Regions from separate parts of the Homo sapiens genome. Here region 2 is linked to region 1. Evidence: chromatin contacts called from ENCODE Hi-C or POLR2A ChIA-PET data. All regions are on one chromosome and are shown on one strand. Each heading gives the region's core, a stretch centred on a gene start or an enhancer-like site at or near the end of the contact. The rest is flanking DNA. Distances are from core to core; before and after follow the strand shown.

Region 1 (6,943 bases), core at 1,174-3,673:
AGTAGATTTGTATTTTAGAAAATGGGGCATACAAGATTGGGGGCTTTATTGACACATTTAATTCTTTCATGTGTAAAATTACTTATGTGAAAATGTGATTTTCTTGTTTTTTCCCCAGACTAAAAAGTTTTTGTTAATTATTATGAGTATTTCTATAGTTGGCTGTTTTTACCTGGCAAGAATGCTTTTCTGCTCAGATGAAGAGATAAAGGCATTAGGCCTGGGATGGACATTTCTGAGTGAATTAATGTTGGATTGGTATTTTTTTTATGAGTGGAAGAGACAAACTGTCTTACATCCATTGGTTTTAAAACATTTTTTAATTTCAGTATATATATGTAGAGAAAAGTACACATGTCATAAGCCTATACAGCTCAATGAATTTTAAGAAACTGAACACACATGGGTAACTAGCACCCAAATCAGGATATATAAAATGTTCCTTGCATTCCAAAAGCCTTCTTTTGTGCTTCTTTCCAGTCATTATCCTTTCTCCCCAAAAAGGAGTCAACACCCTGATGTCTAACAGTATAGAATAGTTTAGTTCATCCATGGATGCAGTGAGCCAAGATCACGCCACTGCACTCCAGCCTGGGTGACAGAGTGAGACTCTGTCTCAAAAAACAAACAAACAAAAAACAAACCGAAAATATTAGTCTGTAAAGATTGATCTTGAGCCTAAACTTTTAGATGTTTTCTATCCTTTGAACAAATGCTTCTGTATCTTAAGCTTGGAAGGACACTGGGAAACTAAACACTTTTAAAAGGCACTTTTCTTTCAATAGCCCACTTATAAAGTTTGCTTTATCTACCAGTACGGGGGAAAAAAAGAATAAAGTTGGTTTTATTCCATTTAAAGTAGTTTTGGTATTTCTTTGCTCCATACCAAAGTCTTCCTCCCCCAAAATAAACAAGTGAATTAGAACCAAAAAAAATCAAGAAAAAGAAAAAAGTTAATAATTTCTTCTAGTTCTCAGAGTTTTATATAAGACTGTACAAAATTATCGTCATTTAGAATTTTTTTTTTCACCAGCCCTGAATTTTAGTTCATCCATGGATAAACTATTACTTTTCTTATTTTTCTTTAACTATACAATTAAGACCCCACATATCCAGTATTTAGATTTCAACAAAATGACTTTAAATGTTTATAACTTTTTGGCAAAATCATGCTCATAAATATGGAGTTCAGATATATTAACAAGGGAAAAATTGGTAGGTAGGTGGGTTTATTGATGGCGTACTTACTATAATTTAGCAAACAGAATTTGGTTTAGTAACCAAAATTTACTATAATTTAGTAACCAGAATGTGTAATTTTAATGCTTATTTTGTAATAATTTTTGTTTTATAAAAAGGAAACTGGGCTGGGCACGGTGGCTCACGCCTGTAATCCCAGCACTTTGGGAGGCCGAGGCGGGTGGATCACGAGGTCAGGAGTTCAAGACCATCCTGGCCAATATGGTGAAACCCTGTCTCTACTAAAAATACAGAAGAATCATTTGAACCCGGGAGGTGGAGGATGCAGTGAGCCAAGATCGCGCCACTGCACTGCAGCCTGGGCAACAGAGTGAGACTCCATCTCAAAAAAAAAAAAAAAAAAAAAAAGAGGAAACTGTTGGTTTGGTCTAGTTGAATAAATATTACTATACTAAACATCCACAATATGCTAGGCTCTGTTTTGGTGGGATCAGGATCTATTGGAGAAGACATAAGTCAACAGATGATTTTAGAGTCTGATACTAAGAGGGAAATGCATTAGAAACCATGAGGATGGAGAGAGATGCTTTGATCTGGCATGAGAATAAAGGAAAGATTTCCTGGAGATGAAGTTAAATCTTGAAAGAGGAATAAGTTTGTTAGAGATAGGGAGTGAAGAAAATATTAGACATAGAGAGGTGCATAAACCGGGCATGGTGGCTCATGACTGTAATCTCAGCACTTTGGGAGGCCAAGATGGGAGGATCACTTGAGCCAAGGAATTCAAGACCAGCCTGGGCAACAATAGTGAGACCCCATCTCAAAAAAAACAAAAAATAAACAAGGCGGGTGTGGGGTGGGGGGCATTAAATAACTTTCCAAGCAGGTTTTCTGAAACTCGCTTTGATTGGATTAGCTTAGATCACATATTGACCTATCTTTATGATTGGGAGGATGTGATTGGCTCTCAAAAGCCAATTAAGTATTAATACACCTCTTCCTATGTCAGCATTAGGGACTTAACCTGTGTAGCTTGAAATTGACCATGGTAGGAGTATTTGCACCACAGAAATTGTCCAACCCTATGTATGTGGACCTTTTATTTTTTGTAAAAATGTTCTGCTGTTTACCAGGACACCACTAGATGTAATGATTGGTTTAGGTAAATCTGAGTCAGCCTCAGCTGGCAGTAAAGTCAGTTGCTGTTTACTTTTAGTTTTCTCCCCTCCCACCAGACTCATTCTTTTCTCTACTCTACTCTTTGGAAAGCTAACTGTATAAAGTACATCATTCAGGCTCTCTTCCTCTGGTTTCCAGTTATATTTGGCCAACGGGAGGCATTGGCAGGAGATTGGAGGGCAGGAGAGAGATCAGGATATTTATTTCCTGCTCCCTCCCTCTCTTGGTGCCATGATCTGTAGTACCTGTATCCCTCTAACAACAGCCCCTGTCAGGTTGCCCACAGCTCCCACTCTTACCAGGATCTAGTAACACCATTTCCTCCCTTTGCCCTTCAGACCTGGGGATGGTAAAAGCTTTGTGCTGCTGTCAGCTTCCTTAACCTTGGGAAAAGTCCCTTCGAAAAGTGGCCTAGGCTAAGCATGGTGGCTCACGCCTGTAATCCCAGCACTTTGAGAGGTTGAGATGGGAGGATTGCCTGAGTTCAGGAGTTTGAGTCCAGACTAGGCAACATAGGGAAACCCCGTCTCTACCAAAAATACAAAAAATTAGCCAGGTGTGGTGGCACACGCCTGTGGTCTCAGCTATTTGGGAGGCTGAGATGGGAGGATCACTTGAACCTGGGAGGCAGAGGTTGCAATGAACTGAGATCGCGCCACTGCACTGTAGCCTGAGCAACAGAGTGATGCCCTGTCTCAAAAAAAAAAAAAAAAAGAAAAGAAAAAAAGAAAAGAAAAGTGGCCCATACACTTTTCACAATCTCAGCTGATTGTGCCTTCCATTGCCTGCCTGGATCCTGACTGATAGTGTCATTTCCTCCTAGCTCATAGGCTGTGTGGGAAAAGGTAGGTATCAAAAAAAAAAAGGGTATTATTAGGAGATCAGGGGAAATGGATGTTGAGCTGGCAACAAACAAATGTTTACCGCATTCGATTTGAGGTCCTGTGGGGGTGATATTCAAGAGAGTATATCCGGTAACACTTGAACACTCAGAGGCAGATCATGGCTAGTAATATAGATTGGGAAATCATTATCCTGTTAGTGGTTGTTAAATCTACAAGTGAATAGGATTGTCCAAGGAAAACATGTTGAATGACTGTATATTCAGGCTGGAGCTCTGAGGAACACCAGTGTTTAAAGAATGGTTAAGAAAAGAATAGCATTAGATATTTGATACATACTGTCAGAGATGTGGGGAGACAGAGATAGAGTGAGTATGTGTGTGTGTATGTGTAACACAGTCAGTGGTGGAGTTGGTTGGAGGGAAACTAAAGAGATTCTAATCTTAAATTGTAACCCATATCTCTTTGTTCTAAACCAAGGGTTGACAAACATTTTCTGTAAAGGGCCAGAGAGTATTTTAGACTTTGTGGGCTACATGGTCTCTGGGGGCAACTATTCAATTCTGCAAAAAATGCAGCCACAGATAATACATCAACAAATGAACATGGCTGTGTTCTAATAAAACTTTGTTTTAAAAGACATTGTAAATGTTTTTTAGCTGTTTACCAAAAGACCACTGGATGTCATAATTGATTTAGGCCAATCTGGTCACACCCAGAGCTAGCGGCAAGGTCAGTTGCTAGTTGTTTTTAGTTTGTTCCCTTTCCACTAGATCCATTTGCTTCCATTTAGCTCATGGGCCATAATTTGCTCACCTTTGCCCTAAACCAACTGCTCCCTTGACATTATCCCTTGGGTATCTCAGAAGCACCTTAAATGCATCCAGAATCAAACTCCTGTTCCCCTGCCAAGCCTAGTACTTTTCTAGTCTTCCTGTCTCAGTGAATGACATCAGCAAGTCGGAAACCTGACAGTCATCCTTGATACCTCCCTTTCCCTAACATTCCACAGCCATACTTAGTTCAAACTTCCCTTCTTTCTTAATGGACTATCGTAGTAGCCTCCTCAGTAATTTCCCCATATTCACTCATTCACTTTTTCTTTTTTTTCTTTAAGAGATGAAGTCTTGCTCTATTGCCCAAGCTGGAGTGCAGTGGTGCGATCTTGGCTCACCGCAACCTCTGCCTCCCACCACCACGCCTGGCTAATTTTTCATTTTTAGTAGAGACGGGGTTTCGCCATGTTGGCCAGGCTGGTCTCGAACTCCTGACCTCAGGTGATCCACCCACCTCTGCCTGCCAACATGCTGAATTTACCCATATTCACTCTTGATTCCTTGTAAGTGTCTTCTCTAAAGTGATCTTTTTTTTCTTCTTTTTTTGAGATGGAGTCTTGCTTTGTTGCCCAGGCTGGAGTGTAGTGGTGCGATTTCGGCTCACGGCAAGCTCTGCCTCCCAGGTTCATGCCATTATCCTGCCTCAGCCTCCTGAGTAGCTGGGATTACAGGCACCTGCCACCACGCCCCACTAATTTTTTGTATTTTTAGTAGAGACGGGGTTTCACCGTGTTAGCCAGGATGGTCTCGATCTCCTGAACTCGTGATCCACCCGCCTCGGCCTCCCAAAGTGCTGGGATTACAGGCGTGAGCCACCGCGCCCAGCCTAAAGTGATCTTTTAAGAATGCAGATTTCATCAGGTCTCTTCTTGCCCAGTCCCACAGTTAAGTACTTTCCATGGCTTCCTATTACACTAAGGATGAGGACCCAAATCTGTAAGGTCCTGCCTGGTCTGTTTTTTGTTTACCTCCCAGCCACATCTCATTCTATTTTCTCTCCCTTTCGTGTTTTTTTGTGTTGCAGTCATACTCCTTTTCAGCTCCTTGACTGACTGAGCTCCTTCCTGGTGCAGGACCTTTGCATGTGCTGTGTCTTCTGCCTAGAATGCCCTCCCTCTCCTCACCTTGTTACCTTTTTCTTCAGATCTTAGCTCAAGAGTAACTTCCAGGGAAGCTTTCATTAACCACTCTCCTCTCCCCCATCATAACAGGGGCCGTACCCATAGCCACTTTCTTTTTCCTTCCTTCATAGTAGTTATCCAAGTTTGTTAATTATGCATTTGTCTTTATGATTACTTAATTAATGTATCAAACTTCTGCTGTATTTCAAGTATACAAGGGAGTGTATTTATTTTGCTTGCATTTAATTCCAAACCCAGAGGATGGCACAAAAGAGATGCTCAAGAAATGTATGTTTGAAGAATGAGTGAATGAATGAGAGCATTGTCATGCAAGCTTTGGGATAGAGAAGTTCAAGGAGCAAAGAGTCACTGGTAGAGGACCCAGTAAAATAAGTATAGAAAAGTGTCTACTGGGGTTTTTATCCCTCGGATTTTACAATTTTAAGATATATGATGCCTTTTACCAGAAGTGGTAGTGGAGTTCAGTTGTACCATAAGGTCCATAAGTGAATGGGAAGAAGGAAATGGAGACCTCAAGTGTAGACCACTCTTTCACAAACTTGGCTTAGAAAGGAGAGAAAGGGCAGTAGTTGGTAACTAGAGTAATATTACAGCGTTAAAGAAAGATTTTTTAAAATTGCTATTTGTTTTTAAGGATGGGAGAAACCTGTGTATTTAGAGGCTGAAGGGGAGGGGTTGAAGGCAGTAGAAAGGTTTTTTTTTTTTTTTGAGACAGAGTCTCGTTCAGTCACCCAGGCTGGAGTACAGTGGTGTGATCTCAGCTCACTGCAACCTCTGCTTCCCAGGTTCAAGTGATTCTCCTGCCTCAGCCTCCTGAGTAGCTGGGACTACAGGCATGTGGCACCATGCCTGGCTAATTTCTTTTGTATTTTCAGTAGAGACAGGGTTTTGCCATGTTGCCCCGGCTGCTCTTGAACTCCTGGCCTCATGTGATCCCCCTGCCTCGGCCTCCCAAAGTGCTGGGATTATAGGCATGAGCCACCACGCCTGGCCTAGAGAGGTTTTTCTGCTAAAGCAGGGAATGGAGGGGATGAATCCAGGCAGAGCAGAGGACCTGGCCTCGCATAGGAAAAGGGACACCACATCCTTTCAGGTTGGAAGTAAGGATGGGAGCAGATGCAGGAATGTGTGTGCCTGGGCCGTTTATATGGCCTCGAGTTTCATGACGATGTAAGAGGTAACATTTTCTTCTGAGAATGAGGGGTTTGGAGGTTGCATGGAGGACTAAGGGAGAATGACAAGGGCTTGAGGAATCATGGAATGGGAAGCTAAGCAAGGCCAGTTAAACGTTTGCCAGGCCTCGTTGAGGACTCAGCTGTGGGAGATATTCACGCATTTCTTATGGTAATTGTCCAGTCGTGTGATTTTTCTTGTTCACAACTAGCCTAGTCTGGTCGTCTAGAGCTGAGCTTTTTCTGAAAGGGTGCAATGGAAAGATAGGAGTGTAGGGGAGTTAAGAGTATTGCATGTACTATAAAAAAGGTGATAGGAATAAAGTGGGTGATTTACAAGCATGCTTTGTTCCTATACTAGAATTTCTGGTGACCTGTCCACCTGTTTCTCTCAGTGTCCCTCTGCCTGCTCCCCTCCCTCTGAATTTTTGCCCTGAAGGTGCTGACATTTAATAGAGGAATAGCCTTTGTAACTAGGTGCAATCGATGGCATCTGTGCCTGTGCAGGATTATGTACCTAGTGTTAGGAGGAGAAAGGGCGATGAACCGCATCAGGGAATTTGGGAAGGCAC
Region 2 (6,714 bases), core at 522-3,021, 630 kb before region 1:
ATGCAGGATCCCAATCCCCACCCCATAGGCAGTCTAATTGAGGCTAAATTGTTTTCTAGCCTTCTCGTCAAAATGACCACTGGAGGCTGAACATGGTAGCTCGCCTCTGTAATCCCAGCATTTTGGGAGGTCAAGGGGGGAGGATCACTTGAGCCCAGGAGTTCGAGACCAGCCTGGGCAACATAGGATACCCCATCTCTACAAAAAATAAAAATATTAGCTGGTGGTGCACACTAGTGCTTCCAGCTACTCAGGAGGTTGAGGTGAGAGGATTGCTTGGGCCCAGGAGGTCGAGGTTGTAGTGAGCTGAGATTGCACCACTGCACTCCAGGCTGGATGACAAAGCAAGATCCTATCTCAGAAAAAAAAAAAAAAAAAAAAAGACAGAAAGACTACTGATACTTCCGCCAAGACTGGGTTTGTGTCTGGTTTAGGCAAGGGTGGCCGCTTACATCAGCTCAGGTGTATTTTTCTCAGTAATTATACTTTACAGTCCATGGATTACATTAAATTTCTATTTGTTCCAGAGATTAGATACAATCACTTGTCTTGGAGTTCATTTTCTATATTCCACAGAAAAAGTAAGCTGTTCCACACAGTTTTGGGGTGCTGCTACAGGGAACGGGCTGGGGTTTCCCCTTCTATTAACCTAGGACTCTCTCCCTCTCTGACATGGCCAGAGACTTTGTTCTCTTCTTTCTCTGGGTCTTTCCCAACAGCTGAGAACAGAGCTCCCAGGTCCCTACCTCATCAGCCTCAGGAAGAGTAGGGTATACCTCTCAGCACTGAAGGAAACTCGCCATAGACTTGCATAGCAGTCACCGGTCTACACAGTCCCATGAAAGTTTAAATTTAATGTTACTTAATCTTTATATTTCACTTAATCTTCACATTTAATTATATGTAGTCCTTGAAGCGGCTTGTGCCGGAGGGATTGGCATCACTCCTGGCCGTATTTTGTGAGGACAAGGAAACAGAGTCTCATTTTCTTGCTCGTGATTGCAGGGAGGGTTCGTTGCAGAGTCAGAGCCTGAAGTCAGCCCTGTAGGCACCAAATCCAGGGCTCCCTCCACAAGACCACACGGCCCGTCTCTCAGAGGCGCCATTTTGCAAAGGACAGGCACTTACCTGGCTGGCTAAGGGGAAAACTATGGCTAAATCCTGCACAGGCTCCTCATCAGGTACTTTCTATGTGCCATGAACTATGATAGGTTTTTCACACATCATTTCTTTTCATTCCCTGAACAGTCTTTGAGTGTTGGGTTTTTTGTTTTGTTTTGTTTTTGAGACGGAGTCTCGCTCTGTCGCCAGGCTGGAATGTGGTGGCACCATCTCGGCTCACTGCAACCTCCGACTCCCTGGTTCAAGCAATTCTCCTGCCTCAGCCTCCCGAGTAGCTGGGATTATAGGCACGTGCCGCCACGCCCAGCTAATTTTTTGTATTTTTAGTAGAGACGGGGTTTCACCATGTTGGCCAGGATGGTCTCGATCTCCTGACCTCAGGTGATCCACCTGCCTTGGTCTCCCAAAGTGCTGGGATCACAGGCATGAGCCACCGCGTCCGGCAAAGTGTTGGGTATTTTTATTACCACACTGCAGATGTGGAAACCAAGCTTCAGACAGTAATGGGAAGTAGCATGAATGTTCACAGCTCACTCAGACAGCAGGGACCCAACACCCCATTACAAGTCAACACAGGAAGTGGGGTGGTAAAGGCTGTCATTGCCGGCAGCCTGCACCCACGCACAGCTCCCCTCTCGTTAGGAAACAGGTAGAGTCCTGCAGGGAGGAAATGGGCTGCAGGTGCTGGGTAGGCACATCAAGGTTACCACAAGGTCATGGGGGCCACAAATGAGCTTGGGAACGTCGGCCTGGGGCAGGTTGTGTGGCCAGGGTTAGAGTGAGTCTGGTGCTTGGATCAGGTGTTTGTATACTGAGTACTGCGGCAGCCAGAGGCGAGATTCTGATGGAGGAGCACCTTGTCTAACAGAGAAGGCAAAACAGACACATCATGCAAGTTGGCATGCTCATATTCACATGCAACTGGGCACATTTTCAAAGAATATGCAAAACTCTACCGTGTTGCTAAGGTAGTGTGGGTGGAGTCAGCAGTGTGGAAGGCACAGGGAATGGGGGAAACGTGCAGCATTCCTTCGCACCTAAGTGCTGTGGGCGCATGCGCTGGGTAGGCTGTAAGGCTGAGTGGGTGACAGAAGAAACGCTGCACTGGAGGCCCAGCATGTCTGCTTCCCAGCAAGGCCGCTCTGAGACCAGACCCTGCCTGCTTGCGCAAAGACACGCCAAACACAGAATGCCAAACAGGCATCCCCAGGGGAGTGCTCCTCACACTTTATGCCTCAGAGTCACCAGGAGGGCTTGTTACCTCCAGGTTGCCAGGCCCCACCACGAGAGTGTCTGATTCGGGAGGTCTGGGGTGGGACCTGATAATGTGCATTTCTAAGAGTGTCCAGGTGACGCTATGCTGCTGGCCTGAGAACTACACTCCTAGAACCACCGCTCTAGGCCACGTAGGACTGGTACACAGCCATATACCAATTGGTAAACTCGTCCCCACACAGCTTGTTTTCCAACCTGGAGCTCCCAACCACCCAGCAGGGCCTTCAGTCCCTCCACACAAAGGGTGCCATAGTTGACGTCTCTCCAGAGCAACACAGCACCTCATACAACCAACACACAATCAACAACAATGACACAGCACCTCATACAACCAGCACACAACCCACAGCAACAACACAGCACCTCATACAACCAGCACACAACCCAAAACAACGACACAGCACCTCATACAACCAGCACACAACCCACAACAGGAAGAACACAGCACCTCATACAACCAGCACACAACCCACAGCAACGACACAGCACCTCATACAACCGGCACACAACCTACAACAACAACACAGCACCTCATACAACCAGCACACAACACACAACAGGAAGAACACAGCACCTCATACAACCGGCACACAACCCACAACAACACAGCACTTCATACAACCAGCACACAACACACAACAGGAAGAACACAGCACCTCATACAACCAGCACACAACCCACAACAACACAGCACTTCATACAACCAGCACACAACAGTTGGTTTTCCCAGAACACCGGCCTCCCTGGGCCCCACCCTGGCACCGTTGAGATTTCTGTGGTGCCTCCCGGGCTCTGACAGGTTGCACCTCTATCTCTCTGGTCGGTCTCAGCTCTACTCTAATAAGTAATGCATGAGCTCTACTAGTTAGCTTTCAGCATGTCATGTAATCCTGTCACTTTGATCATGACCCATAGGAAGAAATATATTTTATATCACAAGCTAGTTGGACATGTGTGATGAACATATACACACAAATACACAGTAAGTTTTGTAAACACTGCTTAGTATGGGTAGCATACTCATATTTTCTACTCTTCCTCCTTCCCTCCTTTCCTCCTTCCTTTCGTTCCCTCTTTCTTTCTCTCACTCTTTCTTTCTTCCCTTTTTTGTAGAGATGGGGTCTCTCTATGTCACCCAGGCTGCAGTGCAGTGGCACAATCATGGCTCACTGCAGCCTCCACCTCCCAGGCTTAAGTGATCCTCCCACCTTAGCCTCCTGAGTAGCTGGGACTACAGGTGTGCATCACCACACCAAACTAACTTTTAAATTTACTGTAGAGATGGGGTCTTGTTATGTTGCTTAGGCTGGTCTGGAACTCCTGGGCTTAAGCCATCCTCCCACCTTGGCCTCACAAAGTGTTGAGATTATAGACGTGAGCCACCATGCCCGACCCTCTTTCTATTTTTAATAGCGGTCAATGAATCACACTGCTTTCATGGGTCCACACATAAGTCACAATCCCCAGTTTGAAAATTACAAATATAACTTCTCTGAGCATTAGTTTCCTAATATGTACAATTGTAAAATACCTGCATGGCCAATTTTGCTATTAAATAATATCTTGTATGTAAAAGCCTTTTTCTTTCCAAATAGAAATCCTCCATAGGTCCAAAGTGCTATCTCTCTCTCTCATACACACACACACACACACACACACACACACACACTCATGCTTTTTTTTTTTTTTTAGAGACAAGGTCTTGCTCTGTCACACAGGCTGGAGTGCAGTGGCATAATTGTCGCTCACTGTAGTCTCAAACTCCTGAACTCAAGTGATCCTTCCACCTCAGCCTCCTGAGCAGCTGGGACTATAAGTGTGTACCATGCCAGGCTAATTTTTAATTTTTTTTTGTAGAGATAAGGTCTTGCTATGTTGCCCAGGCTGGTCTCGAACTCCTGGCCTTAAACTTCCTTCCTCAGCCTCCTAAAGCACGGGGATGTCAGGCATGCACCTCTGCGTCAGGCCCACTCATGCTTTTTAAAGGGAGGTCAAAAAGGAAGGAACTTCAGGCAGGACTTTGAGGGAAGGAGGTCCGCAGGCGGTAAATGCACATCTTGGGGAAGGGATGGTGAGCAGTTTGTCTGGACTGGAGCAGAGGAAGATGTGGGAGAAGGCAATGAGGGTGGATACTGAGAGGCCCAGAGAGCCTGTCTGGGCATTTGGATGGCAGAGGGGGCAACTGAGACACATGGCAGGGACTTCAGCAACAGAACTTCACGATGAAGCTGGTGGTGTTTAAGGTGTTTTCATTCCTTTCTTTTCTTTTCTTTTTTCTTTCTTTCTTTCTTCTTTCTTTCCTTTTCTTTCTTTCTTTTCCTTTCTCTTTCTTTCTTTTCTTTCTTTCTCTTTCTTTCTTTCTCTTCCTTTCTTTCTTTCTCTTTTTTTTTTTTGATGGAGTCTCGCTCTCCTCACCCAGGTTAGAGTGCAGTGGCAAGATCTTGGCTCACTGTAACCTCTGCCTCCTGGGTTCAAGCGATTCCCCTGCCTCAGTCTCCCGAGTAGCTGGGACTACAGGTGGGCTAACATGCCTGGCTAATTTTTGTATTTTTTTTTAGTGGAGATGGGGTTTCACCATGTTGGCCAGGCTAGTCTCGAACTCCTGACCTCAGGTGATCCATCGTCCTCGGCCTCCCAAAGTGCTGGGATAACAGGTGTGAGACACCACACCCGGCTAAGGTGTATTCATCTCAACTTCCAAAAAACAGGTATGAATGGCTTACCAAATGCCAGGCTTCAGCAGTGGACAAGACAGACTGGCCTAACAAAAGTCTCTTGCGAGGATGGTCGTGGGTCCTCAAATAACTCACCAGTTTATCGTTAGTATTCCTTAAACCCCCACAACATTACAGGCTCTGAACCAGGTGCTGGCAGAGTGATGAGAAACAAAATGAAGCATGGCTTCCACTCTGCGGTAGCTTATACCCTGGTGAGGAGGGAGGCATTAGACCCATAAACTACGTGCTTAGTAATAATAATAACTTATAATATCATTAGAAAATGTGAAAGTGCTATGAAGAAAAAGAACAGGGTGCTAAGAGAGCAAATAACAACGTGAACTCAATCTCTGTAAACTAATAACCATGACTGTAATGCTCCCAGATTAATTTACAGTTTATGAAGCCCTCTCCCATTCTTGGTCTCATAAGGGCCTCATCCCAGCCTGTGGAGACAGGCAAGCAGGCGTTCTTGGCCTATGTTATTTCTGAGAAAACTAAGTAAGAGTCTATAGGTCTCATGCATCATATAAGTCTACCCAGTTAGTGAGGAACCCCAGCTAGTTCTGACTCAGGGCCCAGAGCTCTGTCCTCCAGGGAGAAAGAGATGAGCCGGCCCTGAGCAGGGCAGCTAGCCTGCTTGTTCTAGAGGAGAAGCTCAAGACATCAAATGGTGAAAGGTTCATCTTCCCCATGTTCAGTCTGGACGGAGCCTCGCAGTGAGGCTAGTGTGAAGAACTGTGGTCAGCAACGCGGAGCTTAGAGGCTTGGCCTTGGGTGGCCCAGAGTGGGGCAGGCAGGACAGAGTGACCTTGAAAACAAAGGAGCAGGAAACGCCGAAGAAAAAAGATGCTGAAGCGGCATCATCAAAGGCGGCCGTGGAACTAACTCAGCAGTGAAAGTGAGCCAGGCCCAAGGCAGAGGTGATGGGCCAACGAAACTCCTCACCGCATTCACCGTCGCAATTGGAGACATGATTGAGGCCGGCCCACCTGCCGCATCTGCACCTTGATCACGGAGCTCCTCCGAGAGAGGTTTCCAAATGACTCGGCCCTGCTGCCCCAGGAAGGAAGCCTTCGGGGCTGCAAGGTGGGGGCCACTGGGTGGGGGCCAGGCACCTGAGAGTAATTGATGACACAGCAGTAGGGGACAGGGCTGCTGACACAGTGGGACCGGCGCTGGAGGTGGCAGAGATGGAGCAGCCACCTGGCCTTACCTACCCAAGGGGGACAATGGGAAATCCCGCCAACGGCTCTTGTGAACAGAGAAGCAAGTGCCAACCCTGGTGCCACAGTTTATGTCCTCTGTAACCTGGCCCCAATTCCCCGCTTTTGTTTCCCAGATATAAATATTTATAGAATGTCAGCCGGGCGCGGTGGCTCATGCTTGTAATCCCAGCACTTTGGGAGGCCGAGGTGGGCGGATCACGAGGTCAAGAGATCGAGACCAGCCTGGCCAACATGGTGAAACCCCCGTCTCTACTAAAAATACAATAATTAGCCAGGCATGGTGGTGCATGCCTGTAGTCCCAGCTACTCAGGAGGCTGAGGCAGGAGAATTGCTTGAACCCAGGAGGCAGAGATTGCAGTGAGCCGAGATC

Evidence for each region. A loop is a pair of places that touch in the nucleus more often than their neighbours do. ChIA-PET counts read pairs that join two places held with the same protein, here RNA polymerase II (POLR2A). Pooled maps may share reads with other maps.
Region 2: a pooled map shows a loop between it and region 1 (6-fold over the local background). The contact joins two enhancer-like sites. A Hi-C loop is called at or near these places in 3 of 50 pooled maps. POLR2A ChIA-PET finds 5 or more read pairs at or near these places in 3 of 52 experiments (A673, MCF 10A and activated CD4-positive, alpha-beta T cell).

What each region holds. Positions count from the first base shown.
Region 1 is chr11:118,242,736-118,249,678 of GRCh38, reverse strand. The region is part of intron 1 of MPZL3 (myelin protein zero like 3); the gene reads left to right. Among named protein-coding and RNA genes, the nearest start is that of MPZL3, 6.2 kb to the left of the region's middle. Within about 2 kb of position 2,423, at least 3 of the 41 ENCODE cell types and tissues checked have a DNase peak (open chromatin) inside an H3K27ac peak, as active enhancers do.
Region 2 is chr11:118,871,993-118,878,706 of GRCh38, reverse strand. No RefSeq gene overlaps it. Among named protein-coding and RNA genes, the nearest start is that of CXCR5, 8.5 kb to the left of the region's middle. RefSeq lists an enhancer at 5,935-6,124. Within about 2 kb of position 1,771, at least 11 of the 41 ENCODE cell types and tissues checked have a DNase peak (open chromatin) inside an H3K27ac peak, as active enhancers do.